Linked DNA regions of Homo sapiens: all the other regions are linked to region 3. Evidence: chromatin contacts called from ENCODE Hi-C or POLR2A ChIA-PET data. All regions are on one chromosome and are shown on one strand. The core of a region is the stretch at or near the end of the contact, and the rest is flanking DNA. Distances in the headings are between cores, read along the strand shown.

The links. A loop is a pair of places that touch in the nucleus more often than their neighbours do. ChIA-PET counts read pairs that join two places held with the same protein, here RNA polymerase II (POLR2A). Pooled maps may share reads with other maps.
Region 1: a loop to region 3 is called in a pooled map, with 2.6 times the contacts of the local background. The contact joins two enhancer-like sites. A Hi-C loop is called at or near these places in 2 of 50 pooled maps. POLR2A ChIA-PET finds 5 or more read pairs at or near these places in 2 of 52 experiments (T-cell and activated T-cell).
Region 2: a loop to region 3 is called in a pooled map, with 14 times the contacts of the local background. The contact joins two enhancer-like sites. A Hi-C loop is called at or near these places in 1 of 168 maps with a recorded cell type or tissue (CD14-positive monocyte), 14 of 37 single-sample maps with no recorded cell type and 10 of 50 pooled maps. POLR2A ChIA-PET finds 5 or more read pairs at or near these places in 2 of 52 experiments (OCI-LY7 and activated T-cell).

Annotation. Positions count from the first base shown.
Region 1 is chr3:121,790,531-121,795,196 of GRCh38, forward strand. All of the region lies in intron 10 of IQCB1 (IQ motif containing B1), which reads right to left. Among named protein-coding and RNA genes, the nearest start is that of IQCB1, 42 kb to the right of the region's middle. RefSeq lists an enhancer at 4,427-4,476. Within about 2 kb of position 2,626, at least 3 of the 41 ENCODE cell types and tissues checked have a DNase peak (open chromatin) inside an H3K27ac peak, as active enhancers do.
Region 2 is chr3:121,977,937-121,982,336 of GRCh38, forward strand. No RefSeq gene overlaps it. Among named protein-coding and RNA genes, the nearest start is that of ILDR1, 42 kb to the right of the region's middle. Within about 2 kb of position 1,500, at least 3 of the 41 ENCODE cell types and tissues checked have a DNase peak (open chromatin) inside an H3K27ac peak, as active enhancers do.
Region 3 is chr3:122,297,535-122,302,229 of GRCh38, forward strand. No RefSeq gene overlaps it. Among named protein-coding and RNA genes, the nearest start is that of CSTA, 25 kb to the right of the region's middle. Within about 2 kb of position 1,862, at least 2 of the 41 ENCODE cell types and tissues checked have a DNase peak (open chromatin) inside an H3K27ac peak, as active enhancers do.

The DNA.
Region 1 (4,666 bases), core at 1,376-3,875, 510 kb before region 3:
CAAAAATGTTCTCCACAGTATTACAACAGTAACAAGTTGAAAACAAACTTTGTCTCACAACAGCGAGTTGGATAAACAGATACTGGTTCATTCACCTGATGGGATGGGATTCTATGAACTATGAAAACATAAAATGTTCGAAGAATATTTAGTGACATGAGAATATACTGATGATCTAATGTCAGGTAAAAGGAAAATCAGGATATAGAAGAATGACATCAAAATTGTGTCAAAAAACTTACATTTACTTACACAAAAAAAAAATAAAAAACATTAAAATTTCAAGTGATTTTTACTGCATGATGTAATTACAGTTGATCTTTATTTTCTTCTTATGCCTATTTCTCAATTATTGACAACTGAACATTACTTTCATAACTGGTTATGAAAATTTTCATGTGACCACAAACATTTTATATAATTATAATTTCTGTATTATCTGCTTTTATTCACCAAAATTTCTCCTTAGCCATTCCCATCTAGTTTTTGTTGCTTCCAATATCACTATGTAAGGAGACTACAAGTGTCAGTTTACAGTAAATATACTCAAAATGCTTTCAGACACCCACAGAAAAAGAAAACGAGGATAAGAAGAAAGGCAGAATAAACTACTTAGTTTACCGCTATAGACTTAATTTGACATGTGTCTCCCTCAAGAACATTTTCTCTTAGATCTTTTTTTTAAACTGTATTCTTAGAATTAAACTGTAAACAAATGTGGTACCTTGGCTATAGCTTTGTACTCTTAATAGTCAGACTTCATTATAGTATAGTTAGGATTATTATGATTTTTCAACTGAATTTTCAACTCAAAATAGTTTATTTTGATTTTGATAAAATTTTGTGTGCCTGTGGTTGTTTCTCATAAATTCTTCCATCAATTACAACTTAAATTTTCTCTAGCTTTCTACTTAGGGCAGAGTAGAGAATTTATTTGTTTTGAAACTTCTTTCTTATCCCTATTATCAAGGGTAGAGAAGACCTCAAAAGTGTATGTGTGTCAAAAGATTCCAGAGAAGATCTAGGGCTAGTTGAATAGTTCTAAGTGTCTCTTGCTCTTTGTGAAAGCTGGAAATGAAGTAGGTAAGGGCCTCTCCCTTCCCAAAGAATAGCTGATAGCAACTTGCCTGTTCTACAGAACTCCATCACCTCAAAACTTCTGGGTTATACAGCATGCAGATAATAATGTTTTATCTCTTACCCATTCATAGAGGGTAAAAGAGAGCAGGCCCTAAACAGAGCCTCCTTTTAAACTGATTTTTAAAAAACTACCTCTGTGGCCGGGCGCGGTGGTTCACGCCTGTAATCCCAGCACTTTGGGAGGCCAAGGTGGGTGGATCACCTGAGGTCAGGAGTTTGAGACCAGCCTGGCCAACATAGCGAAACCCCATTTCTACTAAAAATACAAAAATTAGCTGGGTGTGATGGTGTGCACTTGTAGTCCCAGCTACTTGGGAGGCTGAGGCAGGAGCTTGAACCTGGGAGGTGGAGGTTGCAGTGAGCCAAGATCGTGCCACTGCACTCTAGCCTGAGTGACAGAGTGAGACTCCGCCTCAAAACAACAACAACGACAAAAAACTACCTCTGTTTCTAACTTCTAATTGGCTATAGATTATAATGTCTAATACTGCATTATCAATATTTTAAATACCATTTTACACTATTAGTATGAAAAACATAGTAATCATTAAAATTGCATCTGCTAGAATATTTAATCTGTCAGAAAACTGGGTTTGGGAAACAATTTAGGCATGTAGGCTATCAAATATGGCAAAAATGAAAAGACTATGGAGCATGAAGGTGGAAGTAAAGTACAAACCAGAAAGACAGGACAAAAGTGAGATTTGGGCCGGGCGCGGTGGCTCACGCTTGTAATCCCAGCACTTTGGGAGGCCGAGGCGGGTGGATCACGAGGTCAGGAGATCGAGACCATCCTGGCTAACACGGTGAAACCCCGTCTCTACTAAAAAATAACAAAAAAATTAGCCGGGCGTGATGGCGGGCGCCTGTAGTCCCAGCTACTCGGGAGGCTGAGGCAGGAGAATGGTGTGAACCCGGGAGGCGGAGCTTGCAGTGAGCCGAGATTGCGCCACTGCACTCCCGCCTGGGCCACAGAGCAAGACTCCGTCTCAAAAAAAAAAAAAAAAAAAAAAGTGAGATTTGGTGATTTAAATAGGGACTAAATTGTAAACAGGTGTGCTTATTGGATTCATATGTTTTACTTTCATATCTGAAAACATTTATTAGGAACTGAAGTGATTTTGAATGTAATTCCCCCATTTATTATTAAATAACATCGAGTTATTTTGTTCAGAGTTTCTCTAATCACTCAAAAATCAAACAATTATTCTTCCAACTGGTTTCTTTGTAAGAATTAGTAGGCACTGGACCACCTGGCATCTGTACTACACTTCTGAAGATGAAATGACTGATCAGATGTCATATTCTGAAATAAGTAAATTCCATGATTTACATTTAATCAATCTGAATTTTTACCATTAAAGTGGGAGTTGACCAAATTTTCTGCTGCCAAGACACTGTGCCTCAGAGGGAGAGAGAGAAAAAAGATGCTATCTGCATTTAAGAAGCTCAGTTTCAAGATGAAATCAACAAATGTAATTAAAACACTTAAAAATCAGCACTATGATAGAGGTAGGTAAATTGTGAGGTTTCTCTAAGATAACTAGAGCAGCTGTTAGCCGCTTCAGAAAACCTTGCTGAATAAGAGTACTTAAGAGACAAAGTTTCTGAATACGAGAAATGACTAAATAAAAAAGAAACCACTATGAAAGTGCATTAGCAAGGGCGTGACTATAAAAGAATGCCTCTTGCTGAATCTAAAGAACACTAATCAACCTGGACCCATAAGTGTGACCAGTGGGCAGTCTCTCTCCCAAAACCATGGGAAGGGGAAATTACTGAGATAAGTCCTGAGCACAAAAAGACAGAAATAACCTTTGAAAAAAAACCAAGCTACAAAGGAAGCAAGAGACATTTGCATGAACTGTTACAACTAATAGAAGAGCGAAGGTGCTGAACTGGAGAAAACTGAAAATTAAAAAATTAAATAGAATCCAACAGGTTAGAACCGCATTTCAGTATATTCTGGAACCTCAAATGCAAAAATACTGGAAAGGCAACAAACACAAAATGTGAGACTTAAATAATTTTTGCTTCACAGCTTATCTTTTTAATGGAAGTATTTATAACTCTTCTGGTTACATAAAGAAAGCAATGGAATTTCTATTTTAAAATAATGGAATATTAGATTCCATAGATACACTTCTAAGTAGAAAAAAATCTGTAATCCTGGGCTACTTTTAAATAGAGATTTTAATATTGAAAGAGAGAGTATATGAGCAAATTTGGGAACTCTTGTGGGACTAAACATTAATGCTCTGAATCCATGTATAAGGGTACCCTTAAATTTAAGATGACAGGTAACTAAGGATGATAGCAGGTGGAATCCATAAGTAATACCTACTCTATCTGAATTCACCACAGAGGCAATACCAAGAGCACCTCAGATGCTTTGGGTAGAAAAATATACACTGTGACTCAAAAAGTACTCAATATTTCCCAAATTTATCTAACCACAGAAATGCTTTTAAAAAAAAAACAGCTTGTAAGATAGGCAATAAACTTTGAGTAATAATAGATGGATAATACTTGCTTCTCATTAGTACTACCTATTTAATGCATCTATTTGTTTACCTAGATTTGTAAATTTTCAAGGACAGAAAATGTGCCATATGCATTTTTCCTTCTATCATTTTTTAAGTGCCAGATAATATGCTAAAAACTTTGTATTATCTCAAATTTTACATTATCTTGATCATACAAGTGTATAAACTATTATTCTCATTTTATAGATTGGAAGTTTGAGGCTGAGAGAGGTGGGGGATTGTCCAAGTTCACTCAACCAGTAAGCTGCTCAAGTGAGATACAAACTCGAATCTGTTAAATGCCTAGTACATATATCATATACTAGGCATTTGATATATATTTAAAAATTAATTCTTTTCTTTGCTACCAACAATATTCATGCCCAATAATATTTAAAATCCATCTTTAATTCTTCCCTGAAGAAAACGTTCATCAATTAATAGGATACCCACTAAGAGACACAGTTAGCTAGAGTGATTTCAATGTCTTCAACTCTGTGACTACATAGTATTTTGAACCCCAGAGCTATTTTTAAATGTTTTTATAACTGAGAAATGCATCTGCAGTTATTAAAAGAATAGTTTCAGTTTTCTTTAAAGAATTAACTTCTGTAAAATGCCAGTTTCATTTTAGCAAACTAAAGCTTGGCTTTAAGTTAGGCTGCATGAAAAAGTCACCTCTGAAACAGATCTTCTTTACCATAAATTACCTAGAAGCTAAGTTATTTTTTCTTGTTCTGTGACCTTGGAGGATCTGGATTGGTTAAGTCATTGCAGAAAGTGGGCTATGTCTTCAGTATTTCCTTTTCAGTCTACTTGAAATAAATGCCGAACTATATCATAATTCAATGAAGATATCCATCCATGCCATATTTATTCAGGAAAATCAGGTTAACAGACTTAAACTCTTATACGCATACATGTTATTGTTATAATTATACACACGAAATTATGATAACTGTTGGTTTAGAGGGTTTAATAATATAACTATCATTGGCTCC
Region 2 (4,400 bases), core at 250-2,749, 320 kb before region 3:
GACAGGAAAATGTGGGAAAATTTGGAGCTTCCTAGAGACTTGTTGAATGGCTTTAAGAAAAATACCTATAATGATATGAACAATAAGGTCCAGGCTGAGGTGGTCTAGATAGAGATAAGGAATTTGTTGGGAACTGGAGCAAAGGTGACTCTTGTTATGTTTTAGCACAGAGACTGGCGGCATTTTGCCACTGCCCTAAAGATTTGTGGAACTTTCAACTTGAGAGAGATGATTTAGGGTATCTGGAAGAAGAAATTTCTAAGCAGCAAAGAATTCAAGAGGTGACTTGGGTGCTGTTAAAGGCATTCAGTTTTATAAGGGAAGCAGAGCATAAAAGTTTGGAAAATTCGCAGCCTGACTATGCAATAGAAAATTTTTAAAAAACCAATTTCTGGGGAGAAATTCAAGCCGGTTGCAGAAATTTGCATAAGTAGCAAGGAGCCTAATGTTAATCCCCAAGACTATGGGGAAAATCTCTCCTGGCCATGTCAGAGACCTTCATGGCAGCCCCTCCCATCACAGACATGGAGGCCCAGGAGGAAAAAGTGGTTTTGTGGGCCGGGGCCCAGGGTCCCCATGCTGTGTGCAGTCTAAGGACTTGGTGGCCTGTGTCCCAGCTGCTCCAGCTGTGGTTGAAAGGGGCCAACTTAGAGCTCAGGCCATGGCTTCAGAGGGTGCAAGCCCAAGCCTTGACAGCTTCCATGTGGTATTGGGCATGTGGGTGCACAGAAGTCAAGAATTGAGGTTTGGGAACCTCTGCCTAGGTTTCAGAAGATGTATGGAAATGTCTGGATGCCCAGGCAAAAGTTTGCTGCAGGGGCAAGGCCCTCATGCAGAACCTCTGCTAGGGCAGTGCAAAAGGGAAATGTGGGGTTGGAGCCCCCACAAAGAGTCCCTACTGAGGCACTGCCTAGTGGAGCTGTGAGAAGAGGGCCACTGTCCTCTAGACCCCAGAATGGTAGATCCACTGACAGCTTGCACCATGCACCTGGAAAAGCCACAGGCACTCAATGCCAGCCCATGAAATCAGCTAGGAGGGGGGCTGTATCCTGCAAAGCCACAGGGGTGGAGCTGCCCAAGACCATGGGAACCCATCTCTTGCATCAGTGTGACCTGGATGCAAGACGTGGAGTTAAAGGAGATCATTTTAGAACTTTAAGATTTGACTGCTCGGCTGGATTTCAGACTTGCATGGGGCCTGTACTCCTTTGTTTTAGCCAATTTCTCCCATTTGGAATGGCTGTATTTACCTAATGCCTGTATCTCCATTGTATCTAGGAAGTAACTAACTTGCTTTTGATTTTACAGGCTCATAGGTGAAGGGACCTGCCTTGTCTAGATGGGACTTTAAACTTGGACTTCTGGGTTAATGCTGAAATGAGCTGAGATTTTGGGGGACTGATGGGAAGGCATGACTGATTTTGAAATGTGAGGACATGAGATTTCAGAAGGGCCAGGGGCAGAATGATACAGTTTGGCTGTGGCCCCGCCCAAATCTCTGTCTTGAATTCCCACATGTTTTGAGAAGGACCAGGTGGGAGGTGATTGAATCATGGGGGCAGGTCTTTCCTGTGCTGTTCTCATGATAGTGAATGAGTTGCACGAAATGTGATGGTTTTAAAATGGGTGTTCCCCTGCACTGCTCTCTTTGCCTGCTGCCATCCACATAAGATGTGACCTGCTCCTCCTTGCTTTCTGCCATGATTGTGAGGCTTCCCCAGCCATGTGGAACTGTAAGTCCAATTAAACCTCTTTCTTTTGTAAATTGCCCAGTCTCAGGTATATCTTTATCAGCAGCATGAAAACAGACTTATACAGATTATATTTACTAACCTCAGGTTCAGATGAGGTTTCCAGTAATATAAAACTTGACAATGCTCTATCTTTACCTACTACTATATTTCTCTGCCTACTTTCCTTTCATTCAAGCTAAAGAAATTAAGGCTCTGGTGCTGTTAAACTGTCTGACTCATCTGAAATGTAAGCCTTTATATTTGTCAAAAATTGTGAAATATGTTTGAGATGATTAAAATAAATCTGAAGGCTTGGCTAGTTCATGTATGTATGTATCTGAACTTCAAGTGAACTCTATGAACACTGTCCTCTATAAAAACTCCCACAAAAAAGTGCAGCTTTTTTTTCTGCAGAATCCTAAAAGATCAGAATAGCTTTGATTTTTAAGATGACCATCAGAATTCTTTGTTCCCCTTCTGTGGAAGTTGGAAAATAACTTTGAATAAAAATTATCTTTTTTGGGTTTTCTAAAATAAACATAACTAGTTTTGTTTACTGTAACAACAAAACTAAGTTGAGAGATGCAGAGGTGTAATATTAGAGGAAGTGTGAGAGTGCCAGTATTTTCATTTTCAATACCAGGAAGTCCATTTGAAACCTGAGGGTTTAAAGTACAATGATTCTAACTTCATCATGTTTTCCTTTGTCTTCTTTCATAATCTAGGAGGGTTCCTTAAGAAATAAAATCTCTTGAAATGAAAGATTTAAAGTTTAACAATTCCTCTAGTTTCCCTTCAATTTACTTTTCTTCTGTTAAAATCCAGCAAAACAGGTTTTATTTTTTATTTTTCTTAGACAAGGTCTCAATCTGTTGCCCAGGCTGGAGTGCAGTGACACGGTCATAGCTCACTGCAGCCTTGACCTCCTAGGCTCAAGCGATCCTCCCACCTCAGCCTCCCAAGTAGCTGGGAGTACAAGCACATGCCACCGTGATTGGCTAATTTTTAAAAATTTTTATTGTTAGTAGATACGAGGTCTTGCTATGTTGCTGAGGCTAGTCTGTAATTCCTGAGCTCAAGTAATCCCCCGACCTCTGGCCCCCAAAGTGCTGGGATTACAGGTGTGAGCCACTACAGCCAGCAAAAGTTTTTTGGTTTTTTTTTGACTAAAATTAGTAGCATTCATATGAACACATTTTAAAAGGTTATCTATTGCTCTCATTCTGTATAAGCAGAGAAAAAAATACTTGGAATGATGTTCATTTACTATGCTTAAAATTTTCATTGAGGTGTAATATACAAATCAGAAAATTCACTTCTTATGATTGTACAAGTTAACAATTTTTAGTAAATTTACAAGGTTGTTTGATCATAATAACAACCAATTTTAGAACATTTCTATCACTCTGAAAATAACCCTCATGTTCACTTACCATCTCTATTCCCACTCCAGTGCTGGGCAACCACTAATTTACTTTCTGTCTCTGTAGATTTGCCTTTTCTGGACATTTCGTACAAATAGAATCACCTCATATGTGGTTTTTGTATCTGGCTTCTTTTCTTTAGTATAATGTTTTTGAACTCATCCGTGTTGCAGCAAGTCAGTAATTTATTCCCTTTTATTACGGAAGTCCATGGATATGCCTACCACATCATGGAGTGAATTGTGTCCCTGTCCCCCAAATTCATATGTTGAAGCACTAACCCCTCAGTACCTCAGAATGTAACTATATTTGGAAATAAGTCTTTTAAGGAGGGCATTAAGTTAAAATGAGGATATTTAGGGTATGTCCTACTCCAATCTGACTGGTGTCCTAGAAAGAAAAGATCAGGACATATGAGAGAGAAAGTGAGAAGGCTACCATCTGCAAGCCAAGGAAAAGAGGCCTCAGGAGAAACCAAATCTGCAGGCACCTTAATCTTGGACTTCCAGTCTCCAGAACTGTGAGAAGTAAATTTCTGTTAAGCCACCCAGTCTGTGATATTTTGTTATGGCAACCCTAGCCGACTAACTCACCATTCTGGTGGCTATGAAGTGGTATCTCACTGTGGTTTTAATTTGCATTTCCCTAAGATGTATATCATCTTTTCATGTGCTTGTTGGAAATTTTTATATCTTCTTTGATGAAGTCTCTATTTAAACGTTGCCCATTTAAAACAAGTTGGGTTTGTCTTATTATTGAGTTGTAAGCCCTCCTGATATATTCTGGTTAGAAGTACTTTATCAGAAATATGATTTGCAAATATGTTCTCTAAGGTTGTAGTTTGTATTTTGTTTTCTTAATGGTGTTCTTTTGAAATAAAAAAGTTTTACATTTTGATGAAATTCAATTTATACATTTTTTCTTTTAAGGATTATGCTATTGGTGTCATATCTAAGGACTCTGCCTTACCTAAGGACAAAAAAGATTTTTCTATACTTTTTGGGGTTTAGCTCTTACATTTAGGTCTATTGTCCATTTGAAGTTAATTTTTGTATAAGGTGTAAGAGTCTAAATCCATCTTTTTGCATATGACTAAACAAGTGGTCCATCACCATTTATAGAAAATACTATCCTTCCCTCATTGAATTGCCTTAGCAGCTTTGTCAAAAATCAATTTATCCACAGGTATAGGAGTTTATTTCTGGACTCTTAATTTATGTCACATTGATCAATATGTCAATAC
Region 3 (4,695 bases), core at 612-3,111:
CTCTACTTTAAAAAAATACAAAAAAGTAGCCGGGCGTGGTGGCGGGCGCCTGCAGTCCCAGCTACTCCGGAGGCTGAGGCAGGAGAATGGCGTGAACTCGGGAGGCGGAGCTTGCAGTGAGCGGAGATAGCACCACTGCACTCCAGCCTGGGCGACAGAGCAAGACTCCGTCCAGAGCAAGGCTCCGTCTCAAAAAAAAATGCCATTCTATAATAAAAAAAAAATCCCTTTAATGCCTCTTTTATTAAACTCTCTTGAACAGGGTTCAATATAGTATCACCTTTTACCAAATTCCAGTGCAAAACAAACAAACATTTCAGATGGCAGTGTACTAAAGGATTCTTGCGAGTAACTCGCAGTATAATTTTTGTCAGGTCACTTACTGTGGTAGGCAGAATAATGGCCTCCAAATATGTCTATGTCCTAATCCCTGGAACCTGTAACTATGTTCTGTGGCAAAGGGGAATTAGGTTGCATATGGAATTATGATCACTAATCAGATGACCTTGAGATAGGAAAAGTATCCAGGTGGGCTGGATCACAAGGGTCCTTATAAGTGGAAGAGGGAGGCAGGAGAGTCAGGGTCAGAGTCAGAGAGAGATTTTAAGATGGTAGAAGTGACGAGAAGCCAAGGAACACAGGTGGCCTCTGAAAGCTAGAAACAGCAAGGAGCAGATTTTCCCTTAAACTTTCCAGAAAGAAATGCCAGTACCTTTAACTCAGTGAGATCCATTTTGGACTTCCAACCTCCAGAACTATAAGGTAACAAATTTGTGTTGTTTTAAGCCACTAATTTGCAGTCATCTGTTACAACAGCAATAGAACAGACACCTTCACACTTGCCCTTTCTAGGCCTCAGTTTTCTAATGTGTCCACTGGGGGAGGCAGGGGTGGTTCTGCTCTGACATTCTATGGTTGCGAGTCTTCCTGAACCGTGAAAGAATCAGGTCTTTCTCAGACCACAAAGATTTTGTGTGTTCAAACCACTGCAACTTCTGAAAACTTTCACATGGTAATAGGAATTGGTTGTCATAAAATTCATTTGACAATATGATGTTAGGATTAAATGACACTACAGAGAAAAATCAGACAAATCCAACATACTGAAATTCTTTCTATAGGACAACTGTTCTGGTCTCATCAAAAGGTCAGTATCTAGGTAGGTAGGTAGATAGATAGATAGATAGATAGATAGATAGATAGATAGATAGATAGATACACACACACATACATGGCACACATATATGGCATTTCTAATACACAAGTCTAAAGAGATATAGCAACCAAATATAATTATAACATTTGAATTAAAGAAAAATTTGGGAAATGTGAATTTGAACTGATTTTTAGATAAAATTGAGGAAGTATTGTTAGTTTTCCTAGGGGTGATAATGTGGTTATGTAACAAAATGTCGTTATATTTAGGGGATGAATGCCAAACAGTTTTGAGGTAACTGGTCACAATATCTGCAACTCAATTTTAAATGTTTTATACAAAAAAATAGACACAGATATATGTTAAAATATATGGCAAGATGCTCATAATTATGTAATCTGAGTGGTGATATAGAGGTGTTTGCTACACTGTTTCTGAATGTTTAGAAATTTGGTAACAAAAAGTTGGGGGATTTGTTTTTAAAAACTCTTTACAAATGTTTGTTAAACTTTTGCTCAGAAACTTTACATTTTGGATTCAAGATGCTCCCTTTGTATAGAACTGTTTAAAGCTATTTTGTAGCAACTCAGATTTGTGGCAAGATAACTACCACCTTATGTAAAATAGTTTAGATAAGTTTCCAGTCAAAAAGCTCATGGGAAAAAAAGTGATGTTCTTCTATGAATCAGTGGGAAATTACTGCCCTCTCATTGAAGAAAGCCTCACTTGGTGGAATGGGGATTTTTAGTCTGAGCAGGTCAGAGATTTTCATTTCTTGATTTTGCCAACAGAAGGGATAAAAGTGAAACTCTGAATATGATAAATAGAAAATTATTGCCAAGTAAAAGAAGGCAGGCACAAAAATTATTCCCTAAACACCAACATCCTACAACCAGTAGCAGAAGGAGGCTGCAAGAAATTTGTGTTTCTAAGTCTGACTAAAGTCCCAGAGCTGCGCCAGTCATTTTCTACGGACATACAAGAGAACACCAGAGAAAAAAATTAAACAGTATCATTCTAGTAAGCCCAGAGACAAGAACAGGATTAGCTAGAGATAGAATGAAAAATACTTTTATATAGTTTGCCTTTTTGACTTGAGAAAATATGACTAGTCAATACTGATTTCTATTTATATTAAAATAATTCTTAATATAAATATATTAGATATTATTAAAATAAGTAATATAAATATATTAGATATTAAGTACTAAAATAATACTTAATGATTAAAAGTTTTTATTAAAATGGTTAGTTTTTAATTTTTATTTGAAAATATATAGTTTAAATCTACAATGGAATTCATACAGAAAATTATAATTTGATCATATTGTGGATGACAGAGCCAAGATATCTGCTACCACCTGGTGGAGCATAACTGAATTGCAGTAAAAGCCTGAGATGAGAGGGTAGGAGAGATTGTCAACATCTAGCTTAAAGAAATCCCACCTAGGCCGGGTGCAGTGGCTCACGCCTGTAATCCCAACACTTTGGAAGGCCGAGTTGGGCGGATCGCCTGAGGTCAAGAGTTTGAGACCAACCTGGCCAAAATGGTGAACCCCCGTCTCTACTAAAAAAAAATCAAAAAAATTAGCCGGACATGGTAGCAGGTGTTCGTAATCCCAGCTACTCAGGAGGCTGAGGCAGGAAAATTGCTTGAACCTCGGAGGCGGAGGTTGCAGTGAGCCAAGGTCGCACCACTGCACTCTAGCCTGGGCGACAGAGTGAGACTCCTTCTCAAAAATAAATAAATAAATAAAAATCCTACCTAAGTCTTCATTCCAGAATCTTTATTTCTTATATTAATGCACAAAAATTTGACGTCTTCCATTATGGTTACCAAATATATCCAGTTTATTGAACATTGTGGGCTACAAACTCAAATAGTTTTACTTTCCTCCAGTTACTGCCTTTGACCAGGCTTTGCCAAATCTTTTTTCCCATCCCTTACCAGAATTTTGGGTAGAACCTACATCTTTCCAGTCATTTTCACTTATTAAAAAGAAGTCTTGTCTAGTGTAAAACTTGAGCTTTTGAGACTGAGTCACGCTCTGTCACCCAGGCTGCAGTGCAGTTGCATGATCTTGGCTCACTGCAACCTCTGACTCCTGGGTTCAAGCAATTCAGCCTCCCAAGTAGCTGGGATTACAGGGGTGTGCCACCACACCCTGCTCCCCACTAATTTTTTTTTTTTTTAGTAGAGACAAGTTTTTGCCATGTTTCCTAGGCTCATCTCAAACTCCTGGACTCAAGCAATCCTCCCTGCCCCCCGCCTGCCTTGGCCTCCCAATGTGCTAGGATTACAAGGTGTGAGCCACCATGCCCAGCCAAAACTTGAGTTTCTAATCCAATTTAAGGCTCACATTTTCTCCTCCCCATCACTCTGTCAAGAAAACTTTCTCTTAAGAGACTTAAGTGAGGAATGGCCAGGGTCTGTTTTTTCACTCATACCCACTTCCTTTTTCTGGGTCTGAAAGATGAAAGTGTCTCTCATTTATCTGGCCCCTTTTATAGGCCTCTCTTGGCTGCCTTTGCTTCTCTGGCTAAGACCAACAGGTTGCTAACATCAAATGACCAAGTAACATACACAGCAGCCAACTATTCACAAAGACAGGTCATTGCCTTTACCCCTGCCTATGTAGACAAAGAGTCAGAAACAAAGAAAGACCTGGTTGTTTGCTCAAGTTTCTGGTCACCTAAAGAGTGAGCCTAAGTCCTCAGGCCTCCCTGTTAGCTGGTCCTAGTTCCCTTTCTTAACAGTTTTTGTGGTAAGTAAATATAGATCATAGTAAATATAGATCATCAGTAAAGATAATAGGCAAAATAGAATAATATTACTTGAAATCAATTATTCGGCTCTGATATAAAAAAGACAAAACTAAACACTATTAACTTAGACAATTTATTTAAAAAGCATTATCCCAATAATGTATGTCATTAATGTACATCATTGGTTACTGAACCAACATATAATTTTAGAAAGTTTTTTTGAGAATATACAAATATCCCATAGTTCTATGTGCCATTCCCTATTAAAAGGAACCAGGACTTCTTAGAGAAATGATTGATTCCATGGCTGTGGTAGGAAATATACAAGCTGAATCTATGATATGTTATTGTGCCAAAAAACAAAGAAGCTATCAAAGTCCACTGTAATTATATCAAAAACACGTAAGAGCCAACTTGAGGGGCTTCTATAAGCCTAAGATGGAACAATATGAGCATCAGTAAAAGAAGATGATTGTAATTGATTGAAAACTTTTTTAACTTTTAAGTTCAGGAGTACATGTGCAGGTTTGTTATATAGGTAAACTCATGTCATGGGGGTTTGTTGTTCTGTTTATTTCATCACCCAGGTACTAAGCCTAGTACCCATTAGTTATTTTTCCTGACCCTCTTCCTCCTTCCACCCTCCACCCTTTAGTAGGCCTCAGTTTCTATTATTCCCCTCTATGTATCCATGTGTTCTCATTATTTAGCTCCCACTTATAAGTAAGAACATGTGGTATTTGGTTTTCTGTTCCTGCATGACTTTGCTAAAG